2 separate regions of the Homo sapiens genome follow, and region 2 is linked to region 1. The links are chromatin contacts, found by Hi-C or POLR2A ChIA-PET in ENCODE. All regions are on one chromosome and are shown on one strand. The core of a region is the stretch at or near the end of the contact, and the rest is flanking DNA. Distances in the headings are between cores, read along the strand shown.

Region 1 (4,229 bases), core at 765-3,264:
AAACTGTTTTTATTAATCATCTTTACCTACCTGCAGAACTTTCCATGTAGTGTTTGCCCAGTGGGTCCTAAGAGTGCCCAGATCTTGATCCTTTCAGCCTCCTGAACCATCAATCAGCAGGAACAGAACAGCCAGGGTTCTGGACTATTCGCATCCAGTAGCAAGTAGCCTTATGTGTCTATTCCAGGGCAACAAATAATACCTCGATTTCTTTGTCTGCCAAGTTATAGAAGGGATTGGAAGGTAATAAACTTCATTGCGAATTATAGGTCTTTCAAAATGGAAAGTTGAAAGACCTATATGGAGTCAGTTGAAACTGGCCCCTTTTTGTTTTCTTCAAGTTTTTTTTTTTTTTAAGCCGCATTATGTGGAAACCTGTCCCTTTCATGTGAACTGTCCCTTTCATGTGACCATGAATTGGTCATCGCTGCCTCACTCCATTTCCCAATCTGGAAAGGAGTGGCTACAATTTAGAAGACAGTTAAAATGTCAAGAGCTCCCTCACATAAGATGGGCAAAAGATTCTCACCAGCTCACTTCCCTCTGCTACCCTAAGATAGGCCCTACCTCACATCCTATTCATTCAGCTCAGATACAATTTCCTCCAATAAGCCTTCTCTGACTCTTCACATTCTGTCACTCAAGCTGGAAATAATCTCCCCATTCTCTGAATCCCATAGCTCTTATTCTGTCCTTTTCTTACAACACTGAGCAATTTTTGAAGGCTGGTCAGTCATATGATAATAACTTTACTGGAATGGAAACTTTTGGGGGGTAATGTCCCTGTCTTTTTTCAATATTCCTTAAAACACTGCTGACAGGACTTGAATTACACATGAGAGTCACTTAATGAGATAAATGAAAGACAAATTAGCTTGACACTTCTGTTTGCTTTGTGGCCACAAAGCACTTATAGCTGATTAATTTGGAAATGTGAACTCCTTAGGAAATATTTTTTGGGATATTTTCTTGGGTGTTTTCAAAAAATTCTGAAAACATATGGCAGAATATTTTTTAATTTTAATAATATGATTTAAAGAAACCCAAAACACATGGAAAGCATTAAACTTTGCTGTTAAACAGTAAAGTACAAAAGAAAACAAATTTGAAACACTTACATATTAAAGTAGAAAAATCTTTGAGCAAACAGTGAATGCTTGAAAGATGTTTTTTTTTTGTTTTTTGAAAATAGAATACAAGAGTCATAAAGATGCCTAGACATAATTTCCCAGCCATGTCACTGTTAGGAATTTTGGAATTTATGCAAAGGTAATAACTCAATAACAGCAAAAAGCAAAATGTACAAAGATGTTCATGACACTACAATAGCAAAAAAGCAAGCAAATAAACAAAAAGTTAAAGACAACTCCAAGGTCTCAAGTAAGGGAATGGCATTATTAATTATAAAACAGCATCAAAAATTATATTAGCTAGTCATGAAAATGCAAACTTTAAAAGGAAAATGCTTATTATGTAATGTTAAGTGAAAAAAATTCAGGCCATAAAATGAAATATACATTATGCATGCATGATGAAAAGACAAGAAATAGATAAGAATGTGCAAAAATACAAATAGTTGGATATGGTGTGGGATTCTGGCTTGTTTTCTGTTTTAAAGACATTACATCATCTTTTCAATGACAAACTACATTTTAAGTAATTGAAAACAAAGTCTCATTAGCCTTGTCCTTGTATAAATTCCCAGAGAACACATTATTCTTATTCATTTCCACCTCTGCTACTTGTCTTTGATTTGGACCAGCTCCATTCTATTTTCCCACTTCTCAGTCATCTAACAAGACTAGAAAAAGACCCCCATCAAACAAAGAAGCAAAATGCACCAAGTTTAGCAGAAGCTGTGAATCCAAATCAGCGAACATTGGCTGACTGGATCTAATACCTTGACCCCAACATTGAAAAGGCAGACCCAGATTCTTCAATGACCACAAGAGGCCTTGGTTTAAGAAGCCTGCCAACGAAGCACAATGTTCCCATCCTCAGAAATAGACCCCGGCGGAGCTTCCAGGGGCCCATAAAAGTCTGCACTCTTGGAAGAATGTGACAACTCTGGCAACAAATACAGATTCGTCATTCTCTATATTAAGGGAATGTTCAGTTGCATCAGGCTTTTTTAACAGGGCCAACACTTAGTGCAATTTTGAGGTTGGCAAAGTGAATTTTCACCTACCCCAAGGCTTCTTTCCCTGCCTCCAGATGATCAATAAAATCACCTCATGTTACAGTTTCAAAGTCCTTTCACATCCAATTTCTCATCTGAATCTTTCATCAGCCCAATGAGGTGGGTGTTATTATTCACTTGACTTTTCAGAAGAGAATATTGAGGCTTAGGGAAGTGAAGCGACTTGTCTAAAGCCACCCAGCAAGTCTGGGACTGAATGAGACACAAGCCCCATCCTAACTTCTGGTCAGTTCTCCTTCCATTTACCCTAGGCACTCATCCCTCTTCCAGTTCATAAGGAGAGCTGACCCAGTGCACCTGCTGACAGCGGCACTCAGCGTGCTGCCATCCCAGGGATACCTATGTTTTAAAGGAAGGCAGATGGGGAAAGACAGCATGTAGCCTGTAAGAAGGAAAAGTCAAGTGGAATTCCAAAGAAGATGCTGAAATAGCTGACTTAGCAGCTCTAGGGAACTATAGAGAAAAACACTGAGAGGTAGAGAGAGCTATGAGGAACCCCTGGGGAGACAGAAACTCTTTTTAACTGTCAAGTATGTGTATCTGGAAAGGTCTTAGCCTAAAGCAAAAGGTATCCAGGCTGCTGTAGAAGGATGAAATAAAAGCTGTTGCTTCTTAGACTTCATTTCTCCTCCCTCTCACTCTCACTGTTTTGGGACAGACACGGCACGAGCTTAGAACTCTTGAACAAGTGCTCCTGGGATGTAAAACTAGGGTAGTGTGGAAGCCCTGTGCCTGGGTGGGAGTGAGAAAAAAAATAGACAATGATGGATGGGCCACAGGTGGTCACTGCCCAACTCTCTCCCTCTAAACCGCCAGGGCTGGTGGATTACCATCGCCTTTCCCGGATGCTAGTTCTTTCTAAAGTAAAGAATACATCTGAGGAGCTGTGTGGTGGATGAGGAGTGATATACTCTGGTTTCCTGATGCCTGAAACCCACCACTCTAGGTGCATGCTTCGCTCTATCCCCATCTCAAACTCATCAAGGCAGGTCAGTGCAGACGGAAGTTTGACCTTCAACCCTTCAGTCATTGGCATTGCTGGACAGAATAATCTATACCCTAAAGAAATGGAAGCTGGATCTAAAGAGAAGCACTAATTTTTTTAAAAAAGAAAGAAAAAGGAAAACCAACAACTTGAATTATAGATTCCATAGAAACCAGAGGTATTAGAATGGACAGATTAAAAATTTATGTATGCATATTTTTAAATAAGGTATAATATTAGCAATATGAAATGAAAACAAGAAATCATAAAAAGAATCAAGTATAGGCCGGGCGTGGTGGCTCACGCCTGTAATCCCAGCACTTTGGGAGGCTGAGGCTGGTGGATCACCTGAGGTAGGAGTTCGAGACCAGCCTGACCCACATGGTGAAACCCTGTGTCTACTAAAAATACAAAAATTAGCTGGGCATGTTGGTGTGCACCTGTAATCCCAGCTACTTGGGAGGCTGAGGCAAGGGAATTGCTTGAACCTGGGAGGCAGAGGTTGCAGTGAGCCGAGATCGTGCCACTGCACTCCAGCCTGGGTCTCAGAGTGAGACTCCATTTCAAAAAAAAAAAAAAAAAGGAATCAAGTATAAATTTAGGTGTGACAAATATAATAGTTAAGATAATGATGATAACTAGTAGAAAAGATTCTGTTGAGAAATGACTTAGTGAATGAGGAGATCACTAAGTCAAAATTTATCTCAATGCAATAAGAGCTATTTATGACACAGCCACAGCCAATATCATACTGAATGGCAAAAGCTGGAAGCATTCCCTTTGAAAACCGGCAGAAGACAAGGATGCCCTCCCTCACCACTCCTATTCAGCATAGTATTGGAAGTTCTGTCCAGGGCAACCAGGCAAGAGAAAGAAATAAAGGGTATTCAAATGGGAAGAGAGGAAGTCAAATGCTCTCTGTTTCCAGATGACATGAATGTCTATTTGAAAACCCCATTGTCTCAGCCCAAAATCTCCTTAAGCTGATAAGCAACTTCAGCAAAGTCTCAGGATACAAAATCAATGTGCAAAAATCACAAGCAT
Region 2 (3,950 bases), core at 1,279-3,778, 150 kb after region 1:
AGGAAATGTGTCCTTACGGATTTTAGAGAGCAAACTGTCATCTACTATCCTATCTGACTGTAGTGAATGTCATAAATCTCCTTTTAGCAGTATTTTATTCCTTCCTGTACATGAAAGGACTCCCCACCAGCCCAATTCAGGGGCACATTCCATCCTTCTGCCCTGTACTCCTAAAATCCTCTTTTTCCCCCACAAAGTTTAAAATTCTACCCATTTTTCTCTCTTCATAATTGCAGGCTGCCTACAGAATGCAAAACACTTCTCACCACCCCATGTCCTCGCAAGTACCCACCCTTCAACTTGCTGCCCCTAAAACTGGCACCTAGGGCAAGTTTTATTTTGATACATTTTATGATCATCTGCACAGGGATACCAACAGAAAGTGATGAGTGTAGGGAAGGGACAAAAGTTCCAGGAATGTCCCCAGTGCTCTCCTTACCCGGGTCTCTGGCCCACACTAAAATGGGAAATGCAACCCCTAGTTCTAAGAACTCCTCTTTGTATCCTCTCTCGCCTTCAGGGCAATGTCTCTGATGTTGGCAGGTACCACTAGCTATCCCTAATAAGAACAGCAGATATGAAGCTGTCAGGACCTTAACGAGGCACTTCGCAGGTTACAAATCATTCTCTCATCCTTTACTTTGGTGAACCTCAGAACCACCCTGTGACCTAGGCATTGAGGTGACCACCACCATCCTTCAGATGAGCTCATGGGACAGAGCTGTCAGAATGCCTGGTGGATGCCTGGGTGCGACACCTGCCAAGGCATACAGTGATTACGCGCTGCTTCTGCATAACCTGCAGAAAGACTCTGATTCAGGCCATCTTTTTTGGGCCGATCACGAGGTCAGGAGATTGAGAACAGCCTGGCTAACACGGTGAAACCCCTTCTCTACTAAAAATACAAAAAATTAGCCGGGCATGGTGGCGGGCACCTGTAGTCCCAGCTACTGGGGAGGCTGAGGCAGAAGAATGGCGTGAACCCAAGAGGCGGAGCTTGCAATGAGCTGAGATTGCGCCACTGCACTCCAGCCTGGGCGACAGAGCGAGACTCTGTCTCAAAAAAAAAAAAAAAAAAAAAAAAAGAATCTCAAATTGTGTCTTAACTCACTTTTATGAAGAAAAGTCACACACATTTTCTATCCACCACCCTGTCCCACTGGCAACAGCTTTGGTGCTTGCCTGATGACCGGATCTGTGTTCCCATGGCTACAGAGTAAAGTCAGGGCACCTCAGGCTGGACATCCAAATGACCCCTTGCCGTACTTCTAAGATCCAGGTTTGAGATAGGTCTGGATCAAGATGAAAAATTGCCATTATCCCAGGACTGGCTTTTTATGTCTTGCTTTATCTTGCCATACTTTTTATGTCTTTTTCCCAAGTCATCAAATGTACAAGTGCTTCAAGCCACAGAACTTCAGACTCCCTTAATTTATATTCTTACCTTTCCAGTAAGAATTAACTCTGAGTATTTAGGTTCTTCAGATACAAAATGCCTACTCTCTACTCCATGTAGTAAGAAAACAAAATTTATTTTTGAATATTTACCAGTTTAAACTTCTCACTAACTCATACTGGCCATTATAATTGTATAGGATTTTTCTCCACAGAAGTCAGGAATCTCCTTCAGCATGTTGATGTCAGATGATAGAATGGAGAGGACCAGTGGACTACTCAGTGCCAAGCTTAAGAGGTCATCTCATTAATCAATTGAATGGAAGTTTAATTTATTCATTCAACACACACTTACTAATAACTTGAGCCCCTGTAGTACTTGAGATCTGCTAACATATACATGTTATAAGTATGTTATCCATGCTTTCTAATTAGATTGTGAGGCCCTTCAAAAGAATCTGATCTCAATTTGCCACCACCTGTCTTATAACATCGGGCAACTCACTTCACTTCTCTGGGCCTCAGTTTCCTTATTGTGGGGGGTGGCTAAAAGGAGCGCCCTAAATCCACAGAGTCACCTTCTTCCCACTCAATTCAGCAATTATGGGTTATGCACAGAACATGAGAGCTGCTGAGGAAGCTCAAAGAAGGAAAGAACAAGTGCTGTTCAAGAAGAATCAGAATTGTTGAAGCTGGGCGAGGGTACATGGAAGTTCATCAGATAATTCTGTCTATTTATGTGTATATTTGAAAATCCCCTACAAAAAAAAAAAGCAAGAAAGGAAGAAAGGAAAAAATACAAGGAAATCTAGCAGGCTTCACATAGCGAGAAGCAATTTAGCAGAGTTGAAGCATGGGTAGGATTTCAATGAGCCGACACTTGGTCAGGGGCCATTCCAGGCAGGGAACACCATGAGCCAGGGCATAGAGACTGGAAAATACAAGGTGTTCACAAAGAACTGGGAGTAGCCATGTATGACAGCAGCATGGGGAGCCAGAGGGAGCAGCTGGAGATGGGCTGGAAAGGTATCGTGAGATCAGAGCTGAAGAGCCTCCAGAGGCCCTAGAGGAGTCTCAGCTTAGTTCAGTTCACCAGGGAAAGTGACCTCATTGGTCGCGCTTGAGTTGGCCTTACTGCTTCACAGCCCGCCTGGGTGCAGGCCCAGAAGCAGGGCCATGTGGCAGAAACTGGCAGAGGAGGATGCTGGCAGCACCACCGGGCTTGTTTCTCCACCAGGAAACAAGGTTTCCTATAACTCAGACCCATGAATCAGCATTTCCTCTGTCAATAATACGCAGCCAGAAATGCAACAGCACAGAGCTCGGGGAATGGAAGAAAGGAAGGAATATTCCATGACATCGCCAGGCTCTGCTGCTCTGCTCTCCTTTCCCCTCAAGAAGCACTGCTGATAAGCTCCCGAATGACACTCAGGTTTCATAGGATAAGTTTCTCAGAGAACCGCACGGTACCTCATGACAATTAAGTCCCACAGAGTAGTCGGCGCTCTTGTCATACTGTGTGTCGCTATCACCACGAGGATAAGTAAGAGCACTTTCTGAATTCCTTCATTACATGATAACTAACCATTAATACCACCGTTCTATCATGGCAGAGATTTGAGGATACGTGTGATTTACCTTTGCATTTTTACACTTCCACATTCAATATGTTATTTGATTCTCATGATAATCCCGTGAGGTACACAGAGAGTATCATACTCATTTCACAAGTGTAGATACCGAGGCAGGGAAATTAAATGCTTCTTCCCTGTTGAATCTGTTTTGAAGATTCCGGAACTGACCCCAACTCTTTAAATTTCAGTCCAGTATTCTTTTCAAAGTCATATACTTTTAAGAAATGTTTAAATATTACTATTAAATATATTTAATAATATTACATTAATTGACAGAATATTTAATATACTTAATTTACACTATTAGAGATGTATCGTATGTAAACTATATCTTGTCTAGCACCAGTAAGAATTTTATCCATTCCCTTATTCCATTCATTTATTTATCAGGTATTTCCCGACTGCTTACTATACGCCAGGGTCTGTTATAGACACATTTGGTAGTGAACAAAACAGACAAAAAGCCCCGCCCCTGTAGCGGTCACACTCTAATTGAAGAACTCAGACAATGAGTAAGATAAAAGAGTAAAATTCAGAGTATGTCAGAGAGTTACACGTGCTTTGGAGAATAAAGCAGACCAAGAAGAGGGTAAGGAGCGTTGAAGGGGTGATGCAATTTCACATAGGATGCTCAGGGACTACCTCACTGAAAACATGACATTTAAGGCAAGACCTGGAACGGGAACTAGCCAGCCATGTGGCAATTTGCAGGGTGGTGCGTGGGGCAGGCAGTCAGCAAATGAAACAGCAAATGCAAGGCCCTGAGGTGGTTCCTCCTAGCATGTCCAAGGAACAGTAAGCAGTCAAGTGTGGCTGGACTGGAGGGAGAGACAGGGAGAGGCTAAAGATGCAGGGAGTGGAGACTGGGGATTAGAGCACGTAGCCCACTGTAAAGACCCGGGGTTGACTTAGAGAATTTTC

What was found. A loop is a pair of places that touch in the nucleus more often than their neighbours do. ChIA-PET counts read pairs that join two places held with the same protein, here RNA polymerase II (POLR2A). Pooled maps may share reads with other maps.
Region 2: a map of gastrocnemius medialis shows a loop between it and region 1 (2.4-fold over the local background). The contact joins two enhancer-like sites. A Hi-C loop is called at or near these places in 1 of 168 maps with a recorded cell type or tissue (gastrocnemius medialis) and 1 of 50 pooled maps. POLR2A ChIA-PET finds 5 or more read pairs at or near these places in 3 of 52 experiments (CD8-positive, alpha-beta T cell, T-cell and WTC11).

The regions. Positions count from the first base shown.
Region 1 is chr3:187,856,262-187,860,490 of GRCh38, forward strand. All of the region lies in intron 2 of LOC105374264 (a long non-coding RNA gene), which reads right to left. Among named protein-coding and RNA genes, the nearest start is that of BCL6, 110 kb to the left of the region's middle. Within about 2 kb of position 2,015, at least 4 of the 41 ENCODE cell types and tissues checked have a DNase peak (open chromatin) inside an H3K27ac peak, as active enhancers do; they include gastrocnemius medialis, where a contact is called at or near this core.
Region 2 is chr3:188,004,348-188,008,297 of GRCh38, forward strand. The region is part of intron 2 of LOC107986166 (a long non-coding RNA gene); the gene reads right to left. Among named protein-coding and RNA genes, the nearest start is that of LINC01991, 30 kb to the left of the region's middle. Within about 2 kb of position 2,529, at least 13 of the 41 ENCODE cell types and tissues checked have a DNase peak (open chromatin) inside an H3K27ac peak, as active enhancers do; they include gastrocnemius medialis, where a contact is called at or near this core.